Linked DNA regions of Homo sapiens: region 2 is linked to region 1. A link is an interaction called in ENCODE POLR2A ChIA-PET data of the cell type or tissue named here. Cell type or tissue: GM12878. All regions are shown on one strand. Each heading gives the region's core, and the rest is flanking DNA. Links, peaks and the distances in the headings are about the cores only.

Region 1 (16,273 bases), core at 5,044-13,043:
AATCATTAGTGTAAAAGATTTTTAAGGAGAGGGACTGACCAAGATTGAAGCATAATTACCTCAGATGCAGATAAGGTCAATAGCATAGTTAAGGGCAGGTTTTCTCTTTTAGCTGTCACCTGTTTTATGTTTTGTCAGTTTATTCTTCTTTTAGCTCAGTTTTGGTCGTATCACTGCCCCATTTAAAAATAGTAGTTCCTCATTGCCCACCGAATAAAATCTGAGTAAGGCCTGCCACAGTTTGGTTCTGCAACAACACGCTTTAAAAACTGTTCTCTCACTGTGGTGAAGTATTTATTTATCATCATGTGCCTTTGCCCATTCATGCATTTGAGAAACATATATTGATTACTTTGTGTGCCAATGTGGAGGCTAGACCCTAGGGACACACAAAATGTTCCTTCCCATCTGTTCATGTCCAATTCTGCCTTAGCTTTTCAAGCTAAGTCTTGAAGGATGTTTCCTACATAAACCCTGCTTCATTCTCACAGTTGGTTATAAGCTGTCTTTCTGACCTCTCAAGCATTTCTGGCACACTGTTTCCTATCCTGGTTGTAAAGTTGTACTTGTATATCTCATTCCCTTTACTGGGCTAGTGTCACACCTTTGTATCTTTAGTACCTAGCTCCCAGCTTATGGTAGGGGCTCAGTAATCTTTACTGAATGAATGGCTGTTAGATTGTGGCTGTGTTGAAAAGCCAATGATTAATTTGCCTTTGTTTGACAAATTGTTACTATCTTTAAAGTTATTTTGCCTTCGTTGCTTGCACTTACCTCCTTCTAGCTATTATCATTGTGTGTGTTCATTCTTAGTACTCAGTAGGGCCTTATGTAGCAGTGGTTGTGTTTTTTTCTTTTTTTATAAGCTATCTGGAATGCTGTATCCTAGCACATTCTGGTGAGCTTTCCTTACCATTGTTTAAAGTCTGTTTTGTGTTTTAAAGATCCATTGTGAAGTTTCTTAATGTGACTTCTAAGTCTAGAGCTTATGAATAGATGAGTCATGTGTTTTAATCGATTCAGACTTAGTTTTGTCTTGGTGTCTTGTTGTTTCTACTGATGTTTTCCTGAAAGATTTGTGCCTTTGAATCTGTGTTCTGAACTTATACTCTGGTTTCTCTTCGTATGGTGTTAGTCTTTCCCCTTTTACTAAAGAGCTTTGAACTGGGTAGTTTAAAAGACCCAGATTCTAGTTTAGTTTGGCTTCTAGCTCACTTTGTTAACTTTGGTTGTGAAGTTTGTATCCACGAAACAAATGAGTTTGACAAAAATCCATGATTCACATACTGATTTTACTATGGACCGGGTAAGTTATTTGAATTCTAATCTTGTGTGGATACAAAAATTGGAGACAAAATTCTGGTAGGGTTGGCAAAGGTTGAAGGAAACTTTATTTATTTATTGAGTGCTTACTATGTGCTAGATGCTGTTTATTTGCCTTATTCACTAACCTGTGAAGATTTTATCTCTGTGTTTTAGTTACAGAAATATGAGATACAAAGAAGCTAGGATACTTATTGAGCTAGTAAGGGCAGGATCCAGAACTTCGGCCAAAGTCAATTTCATTCCAAAGCCAGTGTTCTTTTTGTTGCAGTTTGCAAGCCGTTCCAGACTTCTCTAACGGAGTAGCCTTTAGGACAAATGATAGGTGTTGTATGTGTCTCTTGAAGAAAGTACTCTCTGTTGCATGTCATACTACTGGTAGAATACCTGCCCTCACCCCCCACCCTCTTTTTTTTGAGACAGAGTCTTGCCCCATCGCCAAGGCTGTTAGAGTACACTGGTGATCACAGCTCACCACAACCTTGAACTCCTGGGCTCAAGCAGACCTGCTGCTTCAGCTTCTTGAGTAGCTGCATCTACAGGCATGTGCCACCATGCCCAACTAACTTTGTAATTTTTATTTTGTAGAGACAGGGTCTCACTATGTTGCCCAGGCTGGTTTCAAACTCCTGGCCTCAAGCGATCCTCCTGCCTTGGCGTCCCAAAGTGCTGGGATTATAGGTGTAAGCCACTGAGCCAGACCAAAATGCTCTTAAGATACAAAAACTAGAGTGGATAAATAAACTATTTCTCTGGATCTTTGATTAAGACTGCACACCCCACGGTAGTGCAGTTATTTCCATTGTGCCTGTAAGTGTGCTTTACCATCCTGAGTGAAGAGTGAAGGGACCATGATTAAAATTCCCATGACATTGTATGGTTTTATGATTGTGGTTTCAAGTCTTGCTCTCTCTCAACTAATTTTTGTGACCTTAGACTAGAAAATAGTTTTTTTTTTTGTTTTTTTTTTGGAGCTGCAGTTCCACTGTGTGTAAGATGGGAAAAACAGTACCTATTTTATATACCATATTGCTCGTTGCTGGACACATATGTGTCCAGCAAGCATTTATTTTTTGTCTGTGGTTGTACCTATAATTGGGGAGAATTTTTTTTCTTTAAGTGTAGATCAATTATGGTATAGGACATTGGAAGGTAGAAGAAGAGGTACTATATACAGCAGTTACTGACCTTTCCAGTCTGAATTCCTATTTAGAAATAAACTACTTATGTTATTTGTGTTACTGTTTTAGGAGACATGAATTGGCTAATAAGTTGTTTGCAGTGTTGTTTCTTTGCTAATTTTTGTAAATGTAATTAGATTTCATAACATTTTGTGTTAGGAGAACATAGACACTTTGAGAGAAAAATGCATAATAAAAGCTAATTTGATGGTTTCTAGGGGTAGTTCTATTTTGAAATTCCTTTCAGCAGACAATATGAGACAGCATATTATGGGCTAGGCCCTGAAAGAACCAAGGGAGAGTAAAGCACAGTCCTAGGCCACAAAGAGTATGTCTCTGGAGGATAAGATCTCTGGATTTTTTGTCCTACTTACAAAACAGAAATAATATATTTTATGCTAGTTACAAGTAGTATAAGCTCATTGAAGAAATATTTAAGCAGAAGGAATGTGCACCAGCCACTAGGAATGCAAAGATAATTGGGGTATAGTGAGAGATATGGAAATTTGTTGTGTAACAATGTTAGAGTACCAACTTTGTGGTATACAGGCTTCTAAGGAACACAGATGAGGGATGAGGGATGGGACGGGTGTGCTGGGTCTTTTTTTTTTTTTTTGGGACGGAGTCTTGCTCTGTCACCCAGGCTGGAATGCAGTGGTGCGATCTGGGCTCACTGCAACCTCCGCCTCCTGGGTTCAAGAGATTCTCCTGTTTCAGCTTCCCGAGTGGCTGAGACTACAGGCATGCGCTGCCATGCCTGGCTAATTTTTTTAAAATTTTTTTTATTTTTAGTAGAGACAGGGTTTCACCATGTTGGCCAGGCTGTTCTTCAACTCCTGACCTCAGGTGATCTGTCTGCCTTGGCCTCCCAAAGTGCTGGGATTATAGGCATGAGCCATCGTGCCCGGCCTGTGCTGGGTCTTAAAGCATGAGTAGGAATTTGCCAGGCCTGGGTTGAGGAGAGAAAGAATGGAATGATGGTTCTGCTGTGATACACTGTGTGCAAAGAAACAGACGTCAAAGAGCTTGGTGTGTTTGAACTCAGTGAGCAGTGAGGTGTAGAATTATTTCGTGTGGATAGGGTGTGGTCACCGAATTAGGTTAGAAAGTCAAAATGGGGTGGGTGGAAGCGTCTTTTAGTTTGTCCTCTTGAAGCAAAAGGGAGGATAGTCTGGTTTTGTTTTGGATACCTCATTCTGTGAGCAGTAGAGGATAGTGGCTTGGCAGAGGGAGAAGGGAGCATTGCCTCTCAGACAAGTTAGAGGAGGCCATTACCATAGTTTTGGACAGATTGTGAGGGCTTGAATGCAGTGAGGTTGGAAGGGAGCCAGCAGATCTAATGGACATTTTGAAAGTTGAATGGATGAAACTTGTTGAGTAGATGGTGGGAATTAGGAGGTGGTAGTTGTCCAGAATAACTGGGAATTTCTAGCACAGGCTGCTGGGTGAATGAGAGTGCACTGAGGGGCATGATTCATTCTGGCATGGGAGAGGAGTTGGCTTCCTGGAAGTGGTAATGTTTACATTTGGCTTAGATTACCTCATTCAAAGTGGTTCTTGATTTTGCCCACAATCTATTTTAGAGTCCATTTATTCATCTAGAAAGTACCAACTGCTTACTGCATGCCAGTAATTGATATTTTAAGAATATTAAAAAATGTTAATTGTGGTAAACACACATACCATAAAATTTACCATCTTAACCATTTACCGTCTTAATCATTTTTAAGTGCAGAGGCAGTGGCATTTAGCTCTTTCACATTGTCGTGCAGTCATCACCACTGTCCATTTCCATGACTCTTTTCATGTTGCGGAACGGAAATTTTGTACCCATGAAACAATAACTTTCTATTTCTCTCTCCTCCGTGTCCCTGGCAAATACTTTTCTACTTCCTGTTTCTATGGATTTGACTATTCTGGGTACTATATGTAAATGATACCACACAGTCTGCGTTCTTGTGACTGGCTTACTTCACTTAGCACAATGTCATTAGAATTCATCCATGTGGTAGCATGTGTCAGAATGTATTTCCTTTTTAAGGCAGAATAATATTCCATTGTATGTATATACCACATTTTGTTTATCCATTCATCCACCAATGGACACTAGAGTTGTTTCCACATATGGGTTATTGTGAATAATGTTGCTTTGACCATGGGTGTACAGACATCTTTCGAAGTCCCTGCTTTCAGTTCTTTGGCGTATGTACCCAGAGGTGGACTTGCTGGATCATATGGTAATTCTATTTTTAATTTTTTGAGGAGCTGCCATACTGTTTTCCATAGTGGCTGTACCATTTTACATTTCTAACAGCAGTGCACAAGTGTTCCAGTTTCTCTGTACCCTCACCAACACTTGTTATTTTCTGTTTTTGTGACAGTAGTCATCTTATAGTGTGTGAAGTGATATCTCATTGTGGTTTTGATTTGCATTTTTCTAGTAGTTAGTGATGTGAGCATCTTTTTATGTGGTTATTGGCTATTTGTATATCTTTTTTGGAGAAATATTTGTTCAAATCCTTTGCCTGTTTTTCATTTTTATTTTATTTTAATTTAATTATTTTTTTGAGATGGAGTTTCACTCGTCGCCTAGCCTGGAGTGCATAGGCACGATCTCTGCTCACTGGAACCTCTGCCTCCCAGGTTCAAGCGATTCTCCTGCCTCAGCCTCCTGAGTAGCTGGGATGAAAGAGTGCACCACCACACCCAGCTAATTTTTTGTATTTTTAGTGGAGACAGGGTTTCATCATGTTGTCTAGGCTGGTCTCGAACTCTTGACCTCAGGTGATCTGCCTGCCTCGGCCTCCCAAAGTGCTGGGATTACAGGTATGAGCCACCCTATCAGGTCCATTACCCTTTTTTTAAATTGGTTGTAGGAATTATTTATGTATTCTAAATATTAATCTCTTATTAAATAAGAGTTGCTAGAATTTTCTCCCATTCTGTGGGTTGCCTTTTCACTCTGTTGATTATATTCTTTGATGCAGCTAGTAGTAGTTTTTTTTTTTTTTTTTTGAGACAGAGTCTCGCTTTGTCTGTCGCCCAGGCTGGAGTGCAGCGGTGCGATCTCGGCTCACTGCAAGCTCCGCCTCCTGGGTACACGCCATTCTCCTGCGTCAGCCTCCCGAGTAGCTGGGACTGCAGGCGCCCACCACCACACCCTGCTAATTTTCTTGTATTTTTAGTAGAGACGGGGTTTCACCGTGTTAGCCAGGATGGTCTCTATATCCTGACCTCATGATCCGTCCGCCTCGGCCTCCCAAAGTGCTGGGATTACAGGCGTGAGACACCGCGCCTGGCCTGATGCAGCTAGTAGTTTTTTAATGAACCTTAAATTATAAGGGAGGTTGTTGCTTTTATAGTAACTTTACTGAGCTCAAATGAAGAAATTAGTTTCCTCCATTTTCCTTTAGAGGAGTATGATATAATTTTATAATTTGAAAAAGGGTTGGTATTCACTTTTTCTGGAATTTTCCTTTCTAGGTATGATTTATGACCTAGTATCTTTTGAGTAATGTCTCCTTCCTTTCTTTTTCATGGCCCTCAGGTGTGGTTATTAGAATAAGCATCATGACCATGACTTCCCCGGGCTGGTCGCTCATCACCAGCTGTCCAGTTAGAAGCAAGTCTGGTCATACCTGCTTTTGTGTACCATGTCTTACAGTAGTAGTTGTCTTGGGGCTGTCTCCCTACTCATGCCCTTCTTGTCGACTTTCACCTGGGTCATGAGAATGGCTTCAAAATAGGTCTTCTGCTTCAGATTTCTCTTAATTTTCCTGTACACTGTTTGGACTGGCCTTTCCAAAACACCTTTCAGGGGCTTTGTGATGCTTTCAGGATCAAGTTCAGACACTAAGCTTGGCAGTCCAACTCCTTCTACCTTGACCTTAACCCCCCTTTGCAGTTATTTTCTTCCCTGGTCATTAGTATATTGGCAGTGTCAGTCAAGGCATTTTATCTTCCTTGGACTGGGGTAAGATGCTTGATAGGTGGGCCATTTCTCTTCTGCGACTCTCAGATTTACCATCTGTCACCTGGACGTGCTTGTGCTGTGCTCTCTGCTTGGAATGCTGTCACCTCTTCACCTTGCCTGGTTTTTCAGGGCCTAACTCAAATCCCTTTCCTCCTTGAATCCTTCTCTAGCTGGTCCAGCCCATAGAGATCATTTTCCGTTCTCAGAATGATTATGGCATTTATTTTCTGTGCTGTTTCATTGGGCAATTGATTGTAAATGGCTCTGTATTGTGTTAGCTTTTTGTGTGTTTTTAAGAAAATGTTCTGTCCCCTTTAGTTCCTTGTAGTAGTAATCATGACTTGTACTCTATACAGGTTCTACACACGTAGGTAATTGATGGATCTTCATTGATCCTATAACATTGGTTCTCCAAGTGTAGTCAGTAGACCATTGAACATTCCTGAGACTCTTTCAGTGAGTCTGTGAGGTCAACACATGAAAACATTATTTACCTTTTTATAGTGTGCAGACATTTGACCTGATAGTGCATAGTGCAAAAGCAACAATGGGTGAAGCTGCCGATGCCTTAGAATCAATCACGACAGTGAACTAAACTGAGCTCCAGTAGTCACGGTATTCATTACAGTCATGTACTGTGAGTGAGAAATAATGCCAGTTCCACTTAATGTCTGTGATGAAGTAGTGAACATTATTACTTTTATTAAATCTCAACCTTTGAGCACACATTTAAAAATGTGGGAAGAAAAGGGAAATATGCGCAAAGGAGTTCTGCACGTGGAAGTATTGTGGTTATCTTGAGGTAAAGCTCTCGTGTGATGGACATTAAGGTGAACTAACTGCTTTTTTTTTTGAGATGGAGTCTTGCTCCGTCCCCCAGGCTGGAGTGTAGTGGCACGATCTCGGCTCACTGCAAGCTCCGCTTCCCGGGTTCACGCCATTCTCCTGCCTCAGCCTCCTGAGTAGCTGGGACTACAGGCGCCCACCACCACGCCCGGCTAATTTTTTGTATCTTTCGTAGAGACAGGGTTTCACCGTGTTACCCAGGGTGGTCTCGATCTCTTGACCTCGTGATCCGCCTGCCTCGGCCTCCTGAAGTGCTGGGATTACAGGCGTGAGCCACCGCGCCCGGCCAACTAACTGCTTTTTTAAATGAAACTCCATTTTTATTTGAAGGGAGGACTTTGATAAGCTGTGGTTATCCAGAAATTGGTTATTTGGCAGATACCTTCTTGAAAATAAAGCAAGCCTTTACTTCAAGGAAGTAGTGGAGTCTTTGTTGCCAGTGATAAAATTTGAGTTTGCAAGTGAAAATCAGAAGTTTGGAAAATATGTATTCGCCACCATGAGCTTGACAGCTTTTCAGTATTTAAAAGCTTTATGAGTAAAGTAATGATATTAACAAATGTGATTTTTGATATTGTATAATGAAATGTATCTACATTTGGAAGATCTGCATAACTCAAGGAACCAGTATTTTCACAAATGATCAATGTATGATGTTACAGCAAAAATCATGCTTGGGTAAACGATTCATTCAAAGTGAAAGACCAGTCACTTTTAATGTAACAGAGTACAAAACGGTCATTGATACAGTTTCAGATTTCACATTGTGACTAACTCTTTAAGAAGCTACCACTTGTCAAGTTTTGGTGTAACATGGAAAAAGAATATTAACAACTATCCCAAAAGACTATTAAAATACTACTCCTTTTTCAAATTGGGTATCTATTTGAGGCAAAATTTTAAAAATGTACTTCCCCAAACAGTGTAACCGTTTGAATGCAGAAGCAGATAGGAGAATCCAGCTGTCTTCTATTAAGCCAGACATTAAAGAGATTTGCCAAAATGTAAAACAGTGCCACGTTCTTATTTTTGTTTTGTTTTGGAAAACATAGTTATTTTTCATAAAAGTATGTTTATTTGTAATGAGTTCATGGAATTTTAAAATGAAGTAATATTTTATAAATTTTTCAGTTTTAATTTCTAATACAATAAAGTACCAATAAATATAACCCACATAACAAAAGCTCTTTGGGATTCTCAGTTTTTAAGAGTAAAAAGGAGGGAGCTCAGGCAACCAAGAACTTTCAAACCACTGATTATAGCTTACAATGGATTGAAATAAGCTGATCCTCATGAAATACTTTAGTTTCTTATTTGAAAATCTTTATAGAAACAACACAGAGGAAAATAATTAGTATCTGCTTTCATAATGCTGAGTTATATTTATTGGGCACTTAATATGTGCCTGACACTGCACTGAACACCGTACCTATATTATCTCCTCTAACCTTTATCTTATCCTGCAACGTATATATTACCTTAGTTTTACAAATCAGGGGGCTAAGGCACTGGCGGGTCAAGTAATTGGCCCAAGCTTATTTAAGAGGTAAGTAGTAGAGCTAAGTTTTAGACTTAGTTTAAGTTGAAATTGAAAGCCTGCGCTTTTCATCAGGATGTTCTGCTGCCTCACAGAAAAGTTTGTAAGTCGGCACTGTGTCCGCACTGCTAATTGATCCTTAGGGAAAAGTGCAGAATGCTGTTGTCTGAAGATTGTTGATGCAAGGTTGAGCAGTGGCTGAAGATCCTGCGCATGTTTTCTTTTTATCCCAGGTCACGTAGTCTTGTACTGTTTTGTGGAGCTGGATCTTTAGAAGGTGGTTCTTTCAGAACTTCAGAACAGACCGTAACTGGAAGACTGTGGGCTTAGTTTCTTATGGTTACTAGTAGTTAGTATGTGAATCTAGCTCAAGGTTGGAGAGATTTTTCAGGATGGCTGTAGTTCAGTTGTCGTTGCTTATGCTAGTTCTTTCATTTCATTCAGGGGTATAGAAACTTTAGATTGTCTGAAAATGTTATTTTCAGGAGTTTTCCCATTGGGAGACAAGGAAGTGGGGATGGAGTTGAAGTCAGGTGAAGGTGAAGAGAATAGCACCATTGCCCTGACCCCTGGCTTTTGGGTTATTGTGCTGCAAGCATCAGGTGACTGAAAAAGCAAACATGAAAGTAGAGATTCAGAGAGGGGAAGTGACTCAACCCAGGCACCCTGCACAGGAACATGTGTCATCACGGTTTCAGCTCCGGACGGTGAGATCGCAGTGTGTTCTCAGGCCCTTGTTAGGATTCTTAGCACAATAGTTGTTTCTGCTTGGTGGGTTTGTTGATTGAGAGCGCCTCAGAAGCATTTATATTCACAGTATCCCACGTGCCCTACTAACTCAACTTTATATTACATAGACAGCTACTTTAAAATTGTCTTGGTACATGTATTTTGAAATTTATATGAACAGCTTTATTTACATTATCCATTATACTCCTCTATTAAAGAATATATGTATATTTTAATTATACTTTTTTATACTCATTCAACTTTCATTGTTTTCTCCAACCTTTTTTACCACCTCAGTGGAAATGGAAATGAGAGTACCTGTTATAGCCTGAAAAGCAGAGGAAAAAAGGTGTAACTCTTTTTAAGGTTTTTCGTCATGTTTAACTTATGTGTTATTCCCAGATTTTTCTCCGATGTTCATACTGTCTCTTGAAACCAGTCTTCCTTTTTTTCAGCACTATTGTGGCCTGTGTATAATTGGTACTTGTCTTTCAGATTTGTATTCTGTAAACAGGCTTTGACGGGGCAAATTTAAACTGTTGTAAAGATTGCCTATTCATTTCTAATACATGTTTTGTGGTAGAATTGAATTGCTGATTGTGTGAAGGGTTTTTGAAAATGAGGGACAAACAAAATGAGAACTTATGAATAGTAGCACAGTAAAAAAAAATCCAAGAGGAATAAGACCACCGTGCTTTCTTTTTTCACTTCTGAACTAGTCAATAGCTTTGTATTCTGGTGATAATTAACAAGGTTTCTATACATACACAAAAATGAGGGGTAGTGAGATTTAGATGATGATATAGAGAATGAAGATGGGAAAAAATCCTCTTGGTATTAATACATATGGTATAGGTACAGAGTGTTCCTTTATGTGTATAATTTGAAAAGGGTGAGGGAGCTCCAAAATAAGATAAGGAAGTTGGTAGACTACATGTTTTGTTAATTCTTATGTTAGAGTGCCTTCTCCTGGTGTGGATGCATTTCTAAGATGAATAGTTAATTTGTTCTTGTTTCTTTTTCAAAGTCTCTTTGAGCAAATGACAAATTGAGATGTCCTAGCTTTAAGGAGAGACCATTGACATTTGCCTAATGCCTTCTCTTGTCTTAGGCTTTGCCTTGTATTAAAGAAGTATATGACTGGATGTGACTAAAATGGTCTGGGAGGAGGGTTAGTATTCTGTTTTCTAAAATGGATTCTGGGATTGTTATATGCAATTGGTGCTTTAGGATGGGAGAAAATCACCTAAGTGTAACTTCAGAATGTGAGAAAGTGTGACCTGTCAACTGTTTTGGTTGGGTTTTCTATGTTGGAGTGGTTTGTTTCTTAAATTTTGCTCTCAGGTTTGGGGTGGTAGTGAAGTTACTCTGAAAATTCATAATTTTTCTATAATTAGTAACAGCATCCCAGGAGTTTCAGAGGGAAATACCTTTAAAAAAAAATGAGATGTGACAGCACGCTGCCACGCCGACGCAGACCCCGCTCTGCACGCCAGCTCGCCCGCACCCCTCATGGCCACAGTTCAGCAGCTGGAAGGAAGATGGCGCCTGGTGGACAGCAGAGGCTTTGATGAATATGTGAAGGAGCTAGGAGTGGGAATAGCTTTGCGAAAAATGGACACAATAGCCAAGCCAGATTGTATCATCACTTGTGATGGCAAAAACCTCACCATAAAAACCGAGAGCACTTTGAAAACAACACAGTTTTCTTGTACCCTGGGAGAGAAGTTTGAAGAAACCACAGCTGATGGCAGAAAAACTCAGACTGTGTGCAACTTTACAGATGGTGCATTGGTTCAACATCAGGAGTGGGATGGGAAGGAAAACACAATAAGAAGAAAATTGAAAGATGGGAAATTAGTGGTGGACTGTGTCATGAACAGTGTCACCTGTACTCGGATCTATGAAAAAGTAGAATAAAAATTCCATCATCACTTTGGACAGGAGTTAACTAAGAGAATGACCAAGCTCAGTTCAATGAGCAAATCTCCATACCGTTTCTTTTTTTTTTTTTTTCATTACTGTGTTCAATTATCTTTATCCCAAACATTTTACATACAGCTATTTCAAAGTGTGTTGGATTAATTAGGATCATCCCTTTGGTTAATAAATAAATGTGTTTGTGCTAATAAAAAAAATGAGATGTGTATATTGATGATTATCTTTTAAAAAATAATGGGAGGTTTATGAGAGAGCTGGTGCACTTAAAGCCTGGTGGTTCAGTACGCATAACCCCTAGAGCTCAGTTTTCATGGATCAAGGCAGATTTGTAAATAGAAGAATAATGAGTCAGTATGGTAAATGTCAATGGGAAGATTCGAATGAAGTGAGATGGGAGCACAGAAGGATGGAGCAACTATATTTGCTTTGAGGAGTCAAGGAGGGAAGGACATTCTAAAATTTTGAGAGCATTAAAGAATAGGTTACTCTTTTATAATTGTAGAGTTTATTGTACTATGTATTTGCATAAATGGACACATAATATTTAGTTAAATACCTCTATTCATTGTGCAGTTTATGTTTAGCACTGTGCCAGGTTCTTGGGGAAGGAGTTAAAAAATAAAAGATGTCCTGTTTCAGTACTTTCTTGGGAGTGGGGCTACTATGTGAACAGCTTGAGTAACATTTTGTTCAAGACTCAGTTGTGGGTAGCCAGGTACTGTGGTGGACTGGTGCTTTTGTTAAGTCTGGTTTTTTTCCTCCCTGCTGGTAAGCCACTTTAGAAATGATCAGTTTCATTAATGTAAAGTCATATTTTATACCTCTACGCACTAATTCCCGTGGACATGACTGGTAGCTACGATAATTTTTGGGACTCCAGTGGTCAATGAGTATGTCTCAGGTACTTAATTTCTTCCATGGCTAACTAGTTTTTAGTGGGCAAAAGGAAATTTGAGAGAAGCTGCATAATTTGCTTTAACTTGCAGGGTGTGTTAAGTATTGAATCACATCTATTATGATTATGGAATTTTGGTGTGTGTTTGAATGTCAGAGATAGTGTTAAGGTCAGAATTCTGCTGAAAACTGACCCATCTGAAAACCAGTATGTTCACTCCATTCCACTCTTCAGCAAGGCCATAGTTTCCCTATCATGGTTCATTTCTCCTTTTCCCTGCCCATTAAAGGTAGCAAATTTTGGAGGTTCTTACACATTTGGGGTTCTTAAAATTGTTCTGTAATGTGTAAGCTCGGCTGTCCACAAATGATTATAGGATTGACATTTGTTATTTGGTGGAGTTTGATATATTAGAGTAATATAAATGTGTTATGCTTCAAAATGAAATACGGGATTTTTATTCACTAGTTTGTCTTTGTTTCATTCCTTTCCAAAAGAAAATTAATGCTTAACTTGAACAGCTGATTTTTTGCATTGTTTCCCTTAAAAGCTTGCTAGCATAGGAACAAAAGGTAACTTTTTTCTTTGCCTTTTATTGTTTTCTGATTGTTTGATATTAAGTTTTGGATTGATATTAGAAATATTAATAGTTTATCCTAGGCAGGAGCCAGCTTTCTTTAATATGTGCCAGATGAGCTTCCAGTAGTTTTTAGACTTTGAGATTTTAGAAACCTCATTTTCAGGGATGGGTGACTTCACTGCTTTTTCTTTGTCTTAATTTAAAATTGGTATGTATGACCAAAGGAATCTTTCTGATACTCACTGGTCCTTTTTGGTGGAATCGAAATAGCGTATGAGCAATGGGCGTTTAAGTTAGAAAATATTCGTTTATGTAAAAATTAACCAGAAATTACTGGAATGTAGTATTGGTCAAGGTTGTAGAGTCAAGTTAATCAGTATGATTAATGGGTATTAGGAATGGAAATGTTGCAATGTAATGACAAGTCATGAATTGTTAAAAGAACAATCTGTTGTTAGCCCATTGATAAACTTTGTGAGATACTTATTTGAGAGCAAAGTTTGAAATCTTTCTTTTGCCGATTAAACATGACTGTCATTTTGCCATTTTCTGCTGTATTCCAACCATTACGTTCTAAGTGCTCATTTATCCTCACCAGGAGCCAGTGAAGAAGGCGACATTATTCTAGTTTTACAGATGGAGAAATGCAGCTTATGTATTAAGCAGCTGATCAGGCAGCACAAAACCAAGGAAGTTATTAGTACTGGTAATTGAACCTAGATTTGTCTGGCTCCAGTCCAGTACTGTCCAGTAGAAGTATAATATCAGCCACTAGGTAATTTAAAATTTCCTAGTTGCTACATTAAAGGAGAAGTTTATTTTAATATTTTAATTCAATATATAAAAGTTCATTTTGACGTAATTATAAAATTGAGATATTTTACATTTTTACATTCTTTTTGTACCATCTTCATTATTTATTATTATTATTATTATCATTATTATTATTATTATTATTATTCTGAGATAGGGTCTGTCCCTGTTGCCCAGGCTGGAGTGCAGTGGCAGGATCATAGGTCACTGCAGTCTCAATCTCCTGGGCTCAAGGGACCCTCCTGCCTCAGCCTCCCGAGTAGCTGGGACTACAGGCGTGCGCCACCATGCCTGTCTAATTATTTTATATTTTGTTTTGTATAGACAGGGTCTCACTTTGTTGCCCAGGCAGGTCTCTAACTCCTGGGCTTCAGACGATCTTCCCATCTTGGCCTCCCAAAGTGCTGGGATTACAGGGGTGAGCCACCATGCCTGGCCTTTTGTACCATCTTCAAAGTCAGTGTGTGTATTTTAGATGTATAGCACATCTCAGTTCAGGCTGGCCACATTTCTTCAAGTTGAAATGTGGCTAACCCAAATTGAGATGTGGCTGGTGGCTCTATAATGGGATTGTGTAGCCCTGATACCTGTGCAGTGGCCAGTACTATAAGCGGTAAAGAAACCAAGACTTCGGTTTTGCATGTTGTTGAATTATTTAAGCTTGTAGCATATAATTATAGCCACTAGTTTAATAAAATCAGTCATGACAAAAAGTGATAAAGTAGCCTTGTCATAATGCAAATATTTGGTTGTCTTTCCCATATTTACAATTTTTACTTCTCTGAACAGGAGATGATGTAGGTTAAAATAAAATATTTAAGTAGCATTTAAAAGGCAAATAATTGCATTTAGTCTAGAGATAAGGAATCAATCGCATAGTTATCATTAATAATAAAGACCACAAGTGGCTAAGACCACTTTAACCACAAAAAGGAGACAGTTGAAATATTGTACATGGGTTTAAGTATAGATAATTAAATTCAGCAGTCTGCTTATAGTACCTGCTGTGTGCTGGGCATTGTTTAGATGTTCAGATGTTAAAATAAGAAATGGATTCTGTGCTCAAGGATGCCACCCTTAAGGGTTTAATTAGAGCCATTATTTCCAGAACCATTAATTAGAACCATTATTTCCAGAAAAATTTGGTGGTGATGGGAAGAGTCTTTGTATATTTTTGAACATTCCACAGTGGACACTGTTTGCTTTAAGTATAATCTTTGTATCATATCATCATAGGATTTGTAAAATTTTCAAACTTCTTTGCAAGTACTTTGCAAACTTCTTTGTATGCATTAAAAGAATGCGTGGTTCTGAGAGATTTAATTATGGCAGCCTCAGGGCCACTTTATAAAATGCTCTCCTTTTGATACTCTGTGAGTTGCCATTATGTTGCCCCATTTCTATTCCTGGTAAAGACTCACCGATCATACTGATGAACTTGATCTGCATTTTGGACTGAGCTTAGTCATACAAGTAACGTGGCCGCTGATACATTGTGTATCATTCTGGAAAACAATTGTATGTCACTGTTGACCCGGATATTTTTATGTATAGGATTGCTTAGTTGCAAGATAGATGAAAATATAGTTGCCTAATCATTTAAGAGTGAAAGATTCTTGGTATTCTAGTTTTTGGGTTGAGGAGGGAGAATAAAAAATTTTCCAAGTTTAGTGAGTTTTTTTGTTGGGGGATGGAGAGGGAATGTAGAGAGATGGTTAACCAGTATTTATGTCTCATTTCAAAATAATGACAGCTTTTTTTAAAAAGCTTGAAAGATAGTATATGCCTTTTGTCAGTAATCAACATATGTATGTAATCTATTCTGTTGATAAATGTCAATATCTAAGGATAAGTAGGGCACAGAGAAGGGAAATTGTGTACCTCATTTTCTCTGTAAGGCTGTAAAGAGTGAAGAGGGTGAGAGAAAGAAGGCACACCTTTCATATTCATCTGTCATTTCTAGAAGGCTTAAGTGTCTGAATCTGACTCTTGTTTTTTTTTTTTTTTTTTTTTTTTGAGACGGAGTCTCGCTCTGTTGCCCAGGCTGGAGTGCAGTGGCGGGATCTCAGCTCACTGCAAGCTCCGCCTCCCGGGTTCACACCATTCTCCTGCCTCAGCCTCCCAAGTAGCTGGGACTACAGGCGCCCGCCACTACGCCCGGCTAATTTTTTGTATTTTTAGTAGAGACGGGGTTTCACCGCTTTAGCCGGGATGGTCTCGATCTCCTGACCTCGTGATCCGCCCGCCTCGGCCTCCCAAAGTGCTGGGATTACAGGCGTGAGCCACCGCGCCCGGCCTTTTTTTTTTTAATCTGACTCTTTTAACAGTATTCTGATAGAGCAGCGATGGCTTCAAGACGTAGACTGTTGTCACTTCTTTTGTCTGCTGAGCTGCAAAACAGCTTCTTGGGATATCTGGCCCATGACTTTGGATAGGATTGATGGCTTCCCTAGCC
Region 2 (16,273 bases), core at 5,239-13,238, 62 kb after region 1:
TCTTAATCCAGTCTATCATTGTTGGACATTTCGGTTGGTTCCAAGTCTTTGCTATTGTGAATAGTGCCGCAATAAACATACGTGTGCATGTGTCTTTATAGCAGCATGATTTATAGTCCTTTGGGTATATACCCAGTAATGGGATGGCTGGGTCAAATGGTATTTCTAGTTCTAGATCCCTGAGGAATCGCCACACTGACTTCCACAATGGTTGAACTAGTTTACAGTCCCACCAACAGTGTAAAAGTGTTCCTATTTCTCCACATCCTCTCCAGCACCTGTTGTTTCCTGACTTTTTAATGGTTGCCTTTCTAACTGGTGTGAGATGGTATCTCATTGTGGTTCTGATTTGCATTTCTCTGATGGCCAGTGATGGTGAGCATTTTTTCATGTGTTTTTTGGCTGCAAAAATGTCTTCTTTTGAGAAGTGTCTGTTCATGTCCTTTGCCCACTTTTTGATGGGGTTGTTTGTTTTTTTCTTGTAAATTTGTTTGAGTTCATTGTAGATTCTGGATATTAGCCCTTTGTCAGATGACTAGGTTGTGAAAATTTTCTCCCATTTTGTAGGTTGCCTGTTCACTCTGATGGTAGTTTCTTTTGCTGTACAGAAGCTCTTTAGTTTAATTAGATCCCATTTGTCAATTTTGGCTTTTGTTGCCATTGCTTTTGGTGTTTTGGACATGAAGTCCTTGCCCATGCCTATGTCCTGAATGGTAATGCCTAGGTTTTCTTCTAGGGTTTTTATGGTTTTAGGTCTAACATGTAAGTCTTTAATCCATCTTGAATTAATTTTCGTATAAGGTGTAAGGAAGGGATCCAGTTTCAGCTTTCTACATATGGCTAGCCAGTTTTCCCAGCACCATTTATTAAATAGGGAAGGATCTTAGTCATTTTTGAATCCTTTGGCAGATTCAGTTTTGTATCCCTCTTCCCATTTGTACTGTCTAGCACTGCATCTTATTCATCATAATGGGCACACAGTACTTTTTATTGGTGACAGTGATGACTTGAATAAAACCTTTGAAACACCAGAATAAGCTTTTAAATTTTTGCTCAGTTGTTAAGCTTTGGAATCTTGGAATTAAGAGAAACTTAAAGATCCTTTGATCTTTTTCCTGGTTAATCTTCTTTAATTTTTGTCCACTGCTATTTTTACAACATGATTTTTATTTTGTTTACCATCCCTTCACTTTGTTCCCAACCTTTTAAAAATTTTATCTGTGTCTGTCTTGGTGGGTTCCCAGCATGGACCATTATATCCTAGGTTTGTTAAGTAAATAGTAATTTGGAATCACTCATTACCTTCTCTGCATTGGATACTACATCTATTATTGTATTAACTACACACACACACACACACACACACACGTATGTAACTCAATCATCCGTGTATTAGTGCACACCAACAATCTTGGCACCCATTTTATACTGTTGATTATTCATTTGTGAACACTATAGTATATTTTACAAGTGCTTCTGTGCTTTTCTACCTTTATTTGATGTAGTTGATTCTAAATATAGACCTTGCATATATGTATATTCAGTACTTGGTACATGGTAGGTACTCAATAAATGTTTGAGTGATTGTGATTTTGAACTTGCCTACTTTGCGAGCCCTCCTTCCCACCTTTCCGCTTCACAGCATCCTCATATTACCTTGTGATCTGTTCCTACTGGGCCACCATTAATTGTTCCTTTAAAGAGCCATGAGTTATTTGTGTCTCTGTGAACATACACACAGTTTTATCCATCTAGAATGACTTCTCTGTCATCCCTAATGTATTGTCAGGCTTTTTTCATTCTTTCAACTTCTGAGATTGAGATCAGATTACCTCTCTGCAGCCTTCCTGACCATCCTTTCTTTCCTAGGTAGAATTGGCCACTCCCTTGTGTCTTCCTTGTTTTCATATCTGTTTCTCTTGGAACATATCTACTTTGAAGGAAAAGACTGTATTTTTACTGTTCTATCTGCAGTACCGAACACAATATGCCTAGTAATAACTGCTTACTGAATTTTGGCGAATGAGTGAATAACTAAAATAATAATGGGACATTTCAGGGGTTGATATTTCGGCCTGCAATCTTTTCGGCTCTGTTATCCAACCTGTTGCCCATTAGATCCAGCAAGTTTGGTCAGGGTGTGCTCTCTGTCCTCATCCAGCTTACTGACTCAAGTGTTGACGGAGGCAGAGTTGAGGAGGACATTTTTGATGCCTGATTTCTGATATGTTCAAGTACTCAAATTTGCACATTTTAATTTCTTTGTATTTTTGTCTCAATAATGTGAAAGAACAACAAAACTTCAAAATGTTGTGTGAGTAGGTGGTTCTTAAACTCTTTCTTGGGTGAATGAATATTATAAGACTATGTTGGAAAAGCATTCTTATATTTCTCAGGGTAAAGGAACTTTTGAGGTATTCTATGAAGACTTATTAAGGCTGCAAGAAGCTGAAATTGGGAAGCCTGTCTGTTTTTCTAGTCTGGCCCTCAATTTGCATTACATCTTTGAAATAGCCTGAGTATACTGTCTTATGGTTGATGCCCCTTTTAGACGGTCAGAGTCTTAGCCCTTCTAGAGGTATATTGAGATTGGAAAATCACACTGTGTTATGACTTTTCGTGGTTTTAGTAGTTGTCCTCTAAGTTTGGACTATTTAAAATCTCTAGTAGCAGATGAGAGGTAATAACTCTTTGGAAACAGACTGAGATAAAATTAAGTTTTGGTAAAATCAGTCGTGATTTGTAGCTTGGAAGAATAGGCATATTAGCATTTTAACAATATAGCTTTGATGCTTTAAAGAACACCAGGCTACTAAAGAGATGTCTTGGTTCTCTCAGATGAGTTCTGTTGTATCACTTTCAGATATTTTGTTCTTTATCCAAGCAAAGCACAACAAGTAGTTTCTAATATGAACTGGATTTGTAGAATTTTGTATGAAGTCTGACTTAAAATATAATTAAATTAACATTTGGGGAATGAGTTTAGTCTTTACTAATTTTTTTAGGTCAGAGAGCATAACTTCTGTGAAGCTGCCCCCATTTCACCCTTCATGCTTCACAAATACTTGTAGAATATTTTCATTGCCTTGCAATTAGGAGTTTACATACAGGTCTCTCCTAACAGATTGAGAGCTCCTTGAGGGCTGTGACTACCAGTTGATCTGGCCCTTATTAGGTGTGTAAATTTTTTTTTTTTTTTAATCAGACTTTTGCTCTTGTCACCCAGGCTGGAGTGCAATGGCGTGATCTCAGCTCACTGCAGCCTCTGCCTCCTGGGTTCAAGCAATTCTCCTGCCTCGGCCTCCCCAGTAGCTTGGACTACAGGCGTGCACCACCACGCCCAGCTAATTTTTGTATTATTAGTAGAGATGGAATTTCACCATGTCAGCCAGGCTGGTCTTGAACTCCTGACCTCAGGTGATCCACCCGCCTTGGCCTCCCAAAGTGCTGGGATTACAGGCGTGAGCCACCGCACCAGGCCAGGTGTGTAAATGTTTAAGAGGATAAATGAGAGATGTCATGTGCGGATATATGTCCTATTGCAACCAGAAAGTGCCTCTATTAATAAGGAACTGCATATAATAGTGCCTTCTAGAATAGATAGACCTGAGGTTAGGGCTGTAGTTGCTATGTACAGTGGATATTACTATTGGGTGTTCCTGTCAGCAGGATTACCTCTTTCCAGGTAGTTCCAGATTGTGACAAATGGATTAATCTGGTAAAGACAGGTGCTGTTTTAGGTATAAAGTTTAGCATTGATCCCTAAGTTTACTTCTGGAATAGCTGCTCATCTGGAGTCATCATTTGCAGGCCATTTCTGGTGGACCCACCAGCTGCAAGATACAGATTTATTATTTGACCTGTTTTCCTCCAGTGCAAGGATACTGTGACTGTTAAGCAGCATGCATTAAATAACTAACTCATCTGTTAATAAGTGTGCACATAGACTTTGGCCAGAACACATTAGACCCCTGAACAGAGAATCTTAAAATACTAATGCATTTATTTTAGGTGGCAAAGAACTAGATTAGTCAACTAAAAGCACATGAAAACTGTCAACTCCAGTTTTACAATCTACATGCCATGTCGATACAGAACTTGTGATAATGTGAATGGCATTTTTAGCAGAGAATTGTAGTATTTAAAGACAAAAGTTCATGAGTGTTCTGAAATAATGGTACTTTTTCTCAACCTCTCGCTACATGGGAAAGGCAGCCTTCAATAATCTCTCTTCCAAGTAACATATAGGGCAGTACTAAAGAAAACTGAATCAGCTGGTTGTGATGGCTCACGCCGGTAATCCCAGCACTTTGGGAGGCCAAAGTGGGTGGATCACCTGAGGTCAGGAGTTCGAGACCAGCCTGGCCAACACGGTGAAACCCTGTCTCTACAAAAAATACAAAAAATTAGCCGGGCATTGTGGTGGGCACCTGTAATCCCAGCTACTCGGGAGGCTGAGGCACAAGAATCACTTGAACCCAGAAGGCGGAGGTTGTAGTGAGCCGAGACCTCGCCATTGCACTCCAGCCTGGGTGACAAGAGCGAAACTCTGTCTCAAAAAACCAAACCAAACCAAACCAAAACAAAACAGAATCTGCATTCCCAAGAGTCCATAGTAGAGGAGGAAGAACTGCCAGTGCCTTTTTAAAACGCCAGTTTATAAGAGTTGTGCCTGATTCTGTTTCGATGCTAATAAAGGTAATTCACTTTCAACTCAGACATACTGCTTTATAAAACAAACATGTTTAAAACAGTAGCATTAAAACATTATAGTTTGTTTTATAGAGGAATAATCTGACACCTAGAGAGATTACGTGGTTTGTACAAGGTTCTTTCAAATTCTTAACTAGTTTAGAGGCTCACGATCGGTCTTTTTAAAGTAGCTTTTCCCTTTCCAAAATAGCTTTTCTTATCCCTCCTTGCCTTTCATTTTGTAACTTTATAATAAAGTCAGTATGCCCTAATCACTTTCTTTTGTTTGAAGTAGCCAGCATGCATCTGACAGACATGCAGTTAGACAAAGGCTCAGTGCTTTAAGCATTGACAGTGAAGAGAGTTCAGTGATTTTATGTTACTTTGGAGATGTGGGGAGAAACAGAGATGCAGTATCTCAGGAACATTCAATTTTATGCTTTCTCTGAGCTATAACATCATGACTGCAGTTGGTTAAGTTTCAGTGTAATTTTAGTCATTCTTATCCTTATTATCTATTCACTTTGTAGCGCTTTTAAACAAACATCTGGCACTATCTTAGTTACCTAGTTTTATGTACTTTCCACGTCCCTTGTGACTTCATGCTGGCCTCTTGTTGCCAGCCTGTTACTGCCCTCATTGTGGAGGAAGCTGAGATTTTCTACCAGGCTCAGCCATGGAATAGTGACAATTGGTGTTCAACACAATGACACAAAGCATTACAGCATTATAAAGAACTGTTGAATTGTTTGAAGATATTTTTTAAAAGTTTAAAAATCTGCCTTATTGGCTGGGCGCGGTGGCTCACGTCTGTAATCCCAGCACTTTGGGAGGCCGAGGCAGGCAGATCACAAGGTCAGGAGATCGAGACCATCCTGGCTAACATGGTGAAACCCTGTCTCTACTAAAAATACAAAAAATTAGCCGGGTGTGGTGGCAGGTGCCTGTAGTCCCAGCTACTCCGGAGGCTGAGGCAGGAGAATGGCATGAACCCAAGAGGCGGAGCTTGCAGTGAGCTGAGATGGTGCCACTACACTCCAGCCTGGGCGACAGAGTGAGACTCCGTCTCAAAAAACAAACAAACAAACAAACAAAAAACTGCTTTATTTAGGGTATAATTTAAACACAATAAAATTCACCCATTTTAAGTGCTTAGGTCAGTTGGTTCTGATAACTGCGTACGTAACCACCACCACAATCAGCAAATAGAACATTCCTATCACTCCCAGGTTTCTTGTCCTTTTGTAATCGCCTCCCCCCATCCCTGGGTCCAGGCAAGCACTGGTTTACATTGTGTCACTACTTTTGCCTTTTCTAGAATTGCATAAGAATGGGATCGCATAATAGGTAATATAAGTCTTTGAACTTATACTAGCTCTGTTTATTTTTTCAAACTGATTTGAATATTTTAAGTCATTTGCATTTCCATGTGTTTTTGAATCAGCTTGCCTTATGAAAGACTACTGGTGTTTTTATTAGAAATGCATTAAATTTGTAGATCAGTTTGGGGGAAAGTTGACATTTAATGATATTAAGCTAATATATTTACCATGTATCTCTCTATTTTAAAAGATCTTTAGTTTTGTATTTTTTTAAGCAAGTTTTTCGGTCTTCAGTATACAGGCCTTACACATTTCATTAAATTTGTCCTTAAGTATTTCATGGTTTTTTATGCTGTTACAATTATTTGAAATTTCAACTTGTAATTGTTTAACAATGCTATGGTGAAGAATTGGTTAGATTAGATCTGAGTTTAAAGTCATATACTAGGTTAAAAAAAAAACAAAAAACAAAGCAGGAAGCTGGTGCAGTGGTGCCCACCTGTAGTCCCAAGTACTCGGGAGGCTGAGGCAGGAGGATCACTTGAGCCCAGGAGTTGGAGTCTAGCCTGGTCAATATAGTAAGACCCATCTCTTAAAAAAAAAAAAAAACAAAGACAACAACTCAACAAATTTTCAACAAGTTATTGCCAGTCTAAATTGGGGTAATATAACACTCGTTCTGGATTTAGAAATAAAACATTTAAGAGAAGCTTCAGTGTTCATTCCCTGAATTTCAACTTTTCTGAACTCTTTTTGACATTTTAAAAAATGTAGACAAAGGATCTTGCTACGTTGCCCAGGCTGGCCTCAAACTTCTCAAGGGAGGAGATGCTCAAGCAATCCTCTCCCCTTAGCCTCCCAGGTAGTTGAGACTATAGGTGTGCACCACCACACCTAGCTTTGAACTCCTCTTAGTAGGAAACTCTTAGAGGATTTACATATTAAGAACTTCTCATATAGGGGAGGAATAAAATTAATTTCCCCACTTGAACTAAGATAATAAAAAATAAGGTTGTCATGAAAAATACAGACCTGGTGCTTTAAAACATTTTAGCATTTGTAGCTGTGTATGAAAAGATAAATAGCACTTATATAACAGAAATGCATAATGATAAACTGTTGTTTCTAGTAAATGTGGAAACAGGCCATATTACTATGTATGTGACACTTTAAATATTTAATATATGTGACATATACACAAGAATATAGCTAGAGAAACAGCTAGACATCTGCTAAATAGTACCCTTTCCTTTAAAATTACTACACTTCAAAAATTCAAAAAATACACATAGGTGTTTCATAAAATCACTGTTGTAACAGAATGACCCACGTGCTAATAATTTGGTCATAATAAGCACATAAGGAGCACAACTGGCTACTTTCCCTGAAAACTGTTACAGTCAAAAAGTAAATTAATTTAGGGAAAAAAGACTGAAGATTTCAAGGTACGGGGTCCTAAAAGTAAAGCTACTGCTTTGCAGGTTTTGTTAACTGGGCGCGGGTGTGGGGGTGGGAGTAAAGAGTAGGGATGTAGGCTTACAGACCCAGGTTGTCAGGAGAGCAATTTGATGTGGAAGGCACAAGTAAGAGAAGATGTAAACCACGCAAACAAAAAGTATTTGAAAGGGAAATAATTCAATTCAGCAAATATTTGAGTGCATACTCTGGACCGAGATTATAGATAGAATGAACTATAAAAAGTCCAAATAAACCCTCCAGAGAATGCTGAGACCTTGGCTTTCTGATTCTCCACATAAGTTAAATAGGCCCCACAGGAGGCCCCCACTGCAACACGCAGTTGGTTCAGTGCTAGATTAGTCATCGTTAGAAGATGGCCAGAATTCAGACTGATCTGAAAAACCAAAGAACTCAGGTTGCTTCAAAAACCCAGAGACAGCCAAAGCTCAGAATCAACTAAACATCCCATGTCAACTGAAGAATGATGGACTGCTTTGGTCATAGTAAGAGGGTCATGAGAGGGGAGGGAGGTGAAGCCCAACCTCTTGCTAGCCAGGGGCCTCCCTCCTCTGTAGAAAACAGAGTTAATAACCACTCGCCTGAGAGGCCTGTGGTAGGTCAAATGAGATGCCATCTGTGCAGCAATTTAGTGCACAGGAGATGTTCTGTAAACTTCATCTTTCACTGACACTAATCCAGTAAACAGGCATACCTGACTTGGGATAAGCAACAAGAAAAAAATGATAATGGGAAGCAATGAGGAAATAAAATCCTCACTTCTTACTTGAACAGCAGAATCCTTAAGAAATACAGCCCACTCAACTACTAGTTTGAAAGTTTAAAGTCTCTGTGATATCAGTTCTTTCTCTAGGTGACTTACATAGGATGAAAAAAGTGTTCCCAACTGTAAACATGGGTTTCTGTATCAAACATGTGGCTGACTCTCCATCAGCAGGAGTAGCAGTGGTTAAAAAACACAAGCTAACATGTTCTCAGCTCTTCCTCCAAGAGGTAAAAGCTCATAAGCCCATTATTTTCGTAGTTTAAAACATATATTCCTGATTCCTTTCTTTCCCTCTGCCCCACTCCCCAAATGCTGTCTTTAAATAGTCAGATTCTCTGCTAAAAATGCCATTCATGTTGTCACAAGTTCTGTATTGACCTGGCATCAGTGTTGATAATTAATTTTCATGTGCTTTTAGTTGGCTAACCTAGTTCTTTGCCACATAAAATAAATGCATTAGTATTTTCAGAAATATCCTTGCTTGGTGTATAAGAGCAAGAATGACTGTCTAAGGGATTACTCATGTCAGGAATGTTTTATGATTAGAAATTCCCCATTAGAAATAAAATTTTTCATTGAAGCGATTAACATTAACAAAATCTTTAATAGGGGACTGCTTAGAATATTGAAGTTTTCCTCATATCTGTAGAATTTTCACTTAATTATGACATATACAAGTTTTTAATTTGAAGTCTTCATTGTTTAAAACTTTTCCTTCCAATTTTGATAGGTGGTTTAACAAAAACCTACCACCTTGTGTTTCCAGTGTCATTGTTCTCAAGATGTTAAAGGCTTAGTATTGTGAAATTATAACATTGAAGACAATATTTATTCTCAAGACAAGAACCAGTCTAATAATTAACAAGGTAACTGACATTTTTAACGTCTCTGATCCCCTCTGACACTTGTGTGACTCGTTCGATAGTCACATAACGTGTGTGAGAAGGTGGGCCGTGCCTGCCTTGGAAATCATTCCTAACAGGTCTCGCATTTGTCCAGGTAAGGTCATCCAGCTCAGTAATGTCCTCATTTGTGTGAGAGCCTACCTGCCTATATTTAGTCTTTCCAGGTGGTTTATAATTGGTTTAGCCCATTGGACAGCCTGCTTTTTGGTTGATAGAGGCTGGGGAGGATGAAGGAAGTGTAAAGGCTTGAATTTGGCAGTCTCTTTGCCGGATATCTATTTTAACCCCTCCTGAAGTTAATTTACATAAAACCCAGCTGTGTAAGAATTTTTCTAAATTTAAAGTTTATTCTTATTACCGTAGGGATAGGAATGTCAGCACTCACTGAATTATGGCCTTCCTCTCCTGTGTCTGGACCTCCTGGCAGCTTATGGTTCCCGTTTCCTTTGGATAACAGGATACAGCTGGTGGCAAAATTCTCACCTGTGGAATGGCCATTGGGAGTTTTCTTCTCCATATAGATCTTTGCAAAGCAGCAGAAACCATTTTTGCAGGAAACCACAAGCCTGTGTTAAACACCAAAAGAGAATTGAAATAACATGTCCATGAGTTCCTCTTTCCAGAGGTACCAACCATCATGTGGGATCCTAAGTATAGTGTTAAGTAGCTCTTTGTCCTCCCCTTCACTTTGAGGTTGTCTAGTTATATGATGTTGAATTCCCCAGCTCTGGTCCCTATTACCTCTCTGGCAGATTAAGCAAATTGCTTCAGGCTGGATTGCTTAACACTTAGCAGAATTCATGCTGCCTTTAATGAGCTACCAGTTTAACCTTCTGGGGCTAGAGTGATTTTTAGACATTTTTGTTTTGATGAGTTGATTTTTGTACTTATAGCTATAACTGTGGATCCCTTGCCATCAAACTATGGTGCAGCAAAGCAGCTGATGAATTTCTCTGTCTCTGATGTTCATGTCAAACAGTTATTTCTCTAGCATTCATTGGGGGCTCAGTACTGTGCCAGGTGCTGTGGCATGAGCAGTAGTGGTGTGGAGGGTGCTACAGGAGACATCTGCAATGCAGTAGACTAGATTAAAAACAAGTTGGGGAGAGAAGGCAAGCACAAAAATAAAAGAAAAATAGAAGATAGTATTTGACTTACTGCTGATAGTGTGGGTTAGATTATCAGTGATAATCCTATTAAAATCAGCAAGGGTGGAGGGCATGAACATGAGCAAAGACTTGAGGACTGGACTGAGCATGGTGCATGCATGTGAGGTATGCAGGGACTGGATGGAAGGTGTGGTATGGAAGAAAAGAGTGCTCAGTAAGGCTTTATAGATAATGAGGGACCCTGAACACTCTTTGGAGGCACCAGAGGGGTAGTGGGGGCATGGTGGATGGCTTCTGAGAGCTCACCAATGATAAATGGTATGTTTAATAGAGTACCTTATCTGTTGGAATGTATATTTTCCTCACCATCACCTTTTATTTAGAATTAGGGATCGACACAGTGATGAGGATGTCCTGAGAGATGTGGTAGCTGAATGTGATAGAAGGTTAGTGCTGAAAGGCTATCATGTAATTCATAACAGGCAAGAAGAATAGGAGCTTACTTTATTATTTTCTTATTGCCTACCACTGTGTTAAACCTTTAACTACACATCTTTAATTTTATGTATTCTCATTTTACAGATGAGGAAAATAAAGCTTGGTAGTTAAGTAACTTGTCCAAGGTAACACAGCCAGTAAGTGCCACATTTACAACTCAATTCTAGGTCTTTTTGTCTCTGTCTCTGAATTACGTTAGTACTCTAATTTTTATCCTTACATTAGTCTGTTGGGGTCATCAAATGATTCTTAAATACTAGAAGGTTGTCTCTAATCTTAATGAGGACTCTGCAATCATCCTTTCCTTTAATAACTATTCATCCAAGTGGCTTGTCTATCGTTGTTGTAAAATAAGTACGTTTAATTTTTTACAGAAGAAATGTAGTGGGCTTAATCATGTGCTGGCCATGTGTGTCTGTGGATGCAGCATTTAGGAATATGGGTCCCAGAGTACAGGGCTCCATCTTTAAGCTCTGGAGGTTGGAAGCTCTAGGAAAACTAAGGTGGGTTAAATGTGTTCCCAAAACTGTGATCACATTTTATGTTTATGCTTTTCTCTCCCTTTCTCGAGTCATGGTAGGTTACTATTTGAGTGCCATGCCCTAGAACTCCCTAAAGTAAAGGCACTGGTATCCCAAAAGAACTGTTCTAAAAGATTACTTACTTCTGTGAAGGCAGAGAGGGTGCTACAGAATGAAAATAGCATTTTAGGAAGGTTGAGTCAGAGGTGCGAGTGGGGCATAGAGAGATTTTCTCAGGGTGATAAGGCCCTGGTGCTCAAGTCTACAAGCAGAGACAGGCACATTGGCAGTGAGTCCTCCTTGGGGAAGAAGAATGATCTGGGCTACTTCCAAGACCCCTTCTACCTGTAAGTTCTTGTAATTTGGGATTGGGATTAAGAAACTCCAGAGGCTGGTGTAAATTGATGGGGCACCAGCTGTTGTTTGCTGCACCTCAGGGAAGTCATGGTGGGAGTCTGGCCTGGCCCTGTTGGCTGGGGCCCCCAACAGATCCTTGCTGTGTCTGGGTTTGAGTTTACGCTACACAATTACAAACTTTTTCCAGTGCTGCTTTTTGTGAATCTTTGAACCTGCAGTTGTGAATGAACAGAAATTTGAACTGAGCTTAAAAAAAGGAAAAAAAAAAAAAAAAAAAAAGGCAGAGCTTTGTTGATACCACTGCCATTATAGGGCCATGATTTCTTTTTTCCCCATTTAGCTGCAACACATTTATTTTTCCCTTGTATAATGGCTGAGATTTCTTTAGTATGGAGCTGTGTCACAGTGGTTTATGTATTTTCTTCTCTCTCCCTGCCTCTGTTTCTAAGGCTGGGCAACTTTGAGGTATGTGGATTGACCTGGATGCCTCTTGTGACTCCTTCCCCACGATCCCCTGCGTGCACTTCCTATTCATCTTTGTAGTTCTCAGCTACTCACTGTGCTGTCATATCTGGCGCGTGCTGTTCCTTCTATCCTGTGCTTCTCCTCCTGTGTCCACTTGGTGGAACTTTCCCCATGGTTTGCTTCTTCCAGTAATCTCTGTCTGGACCCCCCATCTTCTAGAGAGTTTATTGCTCCTTCCTGATCCTTGTAACATTTTTATTATTGTGCTCATCATACTGTAATATCTGTTTACATACATATGACCCTTTACTAAAGTGGTAGGAACCACATATTATTTATTGCTAAAGCTCAATAACTTAGTACATGTAATATTTTAGGGGCTCAGAAATGTGAAATTATCTCCCTTTATTGAGTTTTTATGTGCCAGGCACATATTATAAATATATGTCAAGAAAAAGATAACCTAAACACGGAAAAGATTATAGTGTACTCTCCTACACAACTTTCAAATAAACTCTAAAATGATTATAAGGATGTCAGAGTTCTGATTTTTTAAAACTACATTTAACTTACTATTTTAAATTATTTGTATTTCATTATTGTAAGAGTTCTGATTTTTTTTCCATGATAATTACATTGATTTGGTGTTTGTGCATGTGTTTGGCCCAAACTCAGGATCATTTATGCCTTTTGGGTAATCCAGCGTTGATAAAGAATAAATTAAATGAGTGAACGTGGGTGTTACTGTTTTGTCGTTGCTGTTGTTTTAATTTGCTATGTTCTTTTGTTTTACTGTTGAATGTTACCCTGTGTTAGACTCTTCATTTCCTTCATGTCATGCCTGCCTCCTTTGTCCCACTCCCAACCCCTCGCCTTACCCATTTGGGCTCAGTGCTTTGTGTTTTGTCTTGGTGGCTAGTAAGTACCATCATATGATAGTGGGGCAGAGCAGGGCTAACTGTTCCGTATGAGAATCAGACACATATTATGAGTCTTAACATCATTTCCCGAAGTGTGGGTCATGATTCCAGAGCAAAGGATCACCAGATTTGGTCTCCCGATTTCTACTCTTTCTGGTCCTGGGAATGAGAATCAGCCTTATTTAACAAGGCCTTAAACTGATGTTCATGTGTACTAAGGTTCAAGAATCGCTGCTTAAAACTAACTGCTCAATTATTAATGTAGCTGCAAACAAAAGTAAAGCATTCATGAGGGTCTTGTAAGACTTCCTCAGTCCCTTATTCAGGAAATATATTTGGCCCATGTGGTATTTTACTTTTTTGATAGAACTTGGCATCTTCAACAGGAAAAGCGTATTTACTTTTTGTATCCTGGTCTTCTTCCGTTGTTCAGAATTTCTAGCTCATATTCCCAGCCTCCCCAACCAGGGCATAACATTTTTATAGCCACCAGCCCAGGCTCCGTGGGTTGAAGGAAAGAGTTTTTGGATCCTGTTATTTTCCTGGAGGAAGAGCTGAACATTGACTCTTTTACAAGAATCCAAAGTATGCATTGTCATTTCCATGTTAACCCTCACTCGAAATTTTTGTGGGTTTTGAAGGATTGACTGTAGCCCAGTCTTAGCAGGATCCCTGGCCATGGAAATTCATTTGAAGCACATTGTGCCATGGAAGTACCCTGCAGGTAAAAATGCTCTATTTATACTTGGCTGAGTCCCAGACAGCTGCTGTCTGCCTGTTGGGACTGGGAGCAGATGTAGGGGTGATCTGCCCCCTCCTATTTTTTTGTGGATTTGGAAGCTTCCCTGTTGAGAGTGACAAAAACCCTGTCAATTGATGTGGTAGGTATGTCAGACCTGGACAGCTGGTCCTTAGAAAATATGCTGAGATCACCAAGTTAACAGGTACAGAAGGGTTTCCAGTTTGTTATATGATGTTGGGCCTGTGACTCCCCACCCCCCTTTTTAGGGACATGTCATTAATGGTGGAGCGCTTGTTAAAGGCTTCTCTTGTAGCATGTGTAGGTGTGGCTAAAGAATAGTGAATTTGATTGATGTTAATGTACATCTGGATACATTCTCATTTTAATTTTTTTTTATTGGTTCTAGGGACTTTTGGTAAAGATTGTGGATGTCTTCAGTTTTACACATTTAGGAAACAGTGTCTTTTTACTTATTTCCAGTACAGTTGTGATGTATTGAATGACAAGGGACTTTAAAACAGACATGCTGTGTATAATGTTTTCTTCCTGATTAAAAAGTAATATCTGTTCATTATTTGAATAGTTACAATTAAGAAACAGATTATTTAGGGATGAAAATTTCCTGTAATCTCCAGAGATATGTACACTTAACATTTTGGTGTTCGTTCCTCCAGATTCTTTTCTATGATTATTGTATTATATTTTAGAATTGTAGTTTACCCACCAGCGTATTTTAAGAAGTTACCAGAAAGGCGTCTCTGAGTATCTGAAGCCTTTCATTTAGCCATTTATGGATTTCAAAGTATCTTATGTGGGGTTAGTCTCCATTGAGACTCAGGAACTCTGCAAGAGGGAGAAGCATTGGCTTCTGCTATGTGCCTGTCAGTGTGCTTTAATACTTTACCTGGATCATCTCTTCCAGTAACCCCACAGTATAGGAAGCATTATTATGCTCTTTCTGCACATAAGGAGATGAAGATTCAGACAAGTTAAGTGACTTGCTCAAGGTAATACAGTTAATTGTAGAGGACTTGGGATTGAATTTGATTTATTGTCTAGAGAATATTGTATGGCACCCTATTACTTTCCTGTATTGAGATGTAGGTGGTGGGGGTGGGGGGGTTAAGCTGAAAATATCTGTGAGATGTATAAAGCTGTTGGATAGAGACACACCATTTCTTTCTTCTTATTTTTTTTTGAGACAGAGTTTCTCTCTTGTTGCCCAGGCTGGAGTGCAGTGGTGCAATCTGGGCTCACTGCAACCTCCACCTCCCAGGTTCAAACGATTCTCATGCCTCAGCCTCCCCAGAAACTGGGATTACAGGTGCCCGCCACCACACCCGGCTAATTTTTGTATTTTTTGTAGGGACATGTATAGTTTCACCATGTTGGCCAGGATGGTCTGAAACTCCTTATCTGAAGTGATCAGCCTGCCTTGACCTCCCAAAATTCTGGGATTACAGGCGTGTGCCACCGCGTCTGTCCTAAGGAGACACACTGTTTCTCTGGCTTATTAAGAGGTATTTGGTTAGTATATAAACATTTTCGTAGCTTCTGAGGTTTTGCAGTCATTTGTTCAGACATACGGGTTGGTGGAAATGCTTTCTGTTCCTTTTCCCAAACCAATCACACAGCCATATAACTTCATGCCTGAGTTTCTCTGTGGTCCTCTATAGTGAGTGGTTTTTACATAGTTCTTTGCAGCAGCATGAATTTCAAAAATCTCCAAACTTTTGCTATTGCTGATCTTTGTAAACTTTGCACACCCAGCGCTGGTACATTCTGATGATGGTGTCCACACTGCACTTTATGAAGAAAAGACTGATGATTGTTTATATTAAAATGTAGGAAGAGAATTGTAGCAGCAACTTTTGCTTCTCTAATCAACAACACCAGAAGAGACTTACTGTGTGTGGTCAGTGGGGGAGAATGTTAATTTATAAATTGAGATAGTTGTATTAAAATTGAGTGACTCTTATTTTGACATAAAGTGAATGTGTCTCTTTTATACAGCAGAAAACTATTAAATTTGTTTTTTCTCATCAGTATAAAATAAAGTGGAAAATGTGGGAAGAATACAAATTCTTAACTTCTGTGCTTCTGCTTATTTCACACCCCTCAAATTTCTGATTCCTTTCAACTGTAGCTGGCTTTACTACTGAGTGGTGAAATTGCTGAACATACTTAAAACCACATCATTTAAGACTTTGAATTTTGACATTTCCTCCTCTTCACAGTCTTTAAATACTAGGCAACCTGTAGGGTTCCACTGTGTCTGTCATGTATTGTCCCTGTGTTACATGAAAGCAGCCTCAGTGAACTTGTGAATTTGCTCAGTCATTTCACTGGCTACTGGGTGAGGAAGAAGTAGGATTTTCTCTCTTAAAATTCCTTGGTGAAATCATTGGATGGGCATGATGTGTTTCTTTAATTTTCATTTTGGTAAAAAAATCTACTGACAAAGCAAAGACTTTCAGTTGTTCTTGGTCTTTCAGTAGGT

The links. ChIA-PET counts read pairs that join two places held together with the same protein. Peaks named below come from ENCODE experiments on the same cell type or tissue, not always from the same donor. Only the 100,000 strongest peaks of a DNase experiment are listed, where the experiment ranks them.
Region 2: POLR2A ChIA-PET joins it to region 1 with 14 read pairs; 8 of 35 experiments call an interaction of 5 or more read pairs at or near these places.

The regions. Positions count from the first base shown.
Region 1 is chr15:85,404,126-85,420,398 of GRCh38, forward strand. The region is part of intron 1 of AKAP13 (A-kinase anchoring protein 13); the gene reads left to right. It also overlaps the pseudogene FABP5P9. Among named protein-coding and RNA genes, the nearest start is that of AKAP13, 32 kb to the left of the region's middle. RefSeq lists enhancers at 8,517-9,018, 8,972-10,171, 9,019-9,518, 9,393-9,687, 11,027-11,526. In GM12878, for the core only: CTCF peaks have their summits at 9,436, 10,549 (motif pointing left) and 11,124; a DNase peak (open chromatin) is centred at 9,546; H3K4me3 peaks cover 1,303 bases; H3K27ac peaks cover 4,496 bases.
Region 2 is chr15:85,465,734-85,482,006 of GRCh38, forward strand. All of the region lies in intron 1 of AKAP13 (A-kinase anchoring protein 13), which reads left to right. Among named protein-coding and RNA genes, the nearest start is that of AKAP13, 93 kb to the left of the region's middle. RefSeq lists silencers at 9,927-9,986, 15,305-15,354 and an enhancer at 15,889-16,048. In GM12878, for the core only: no CTCF peak of the experiment used is centred there; DNase peaks (open chromatin) are centred at 9,168 and 9,768; H3K4me3 peaks cover 1,423 bases; H3K27ac peaks cover 3,425 bases.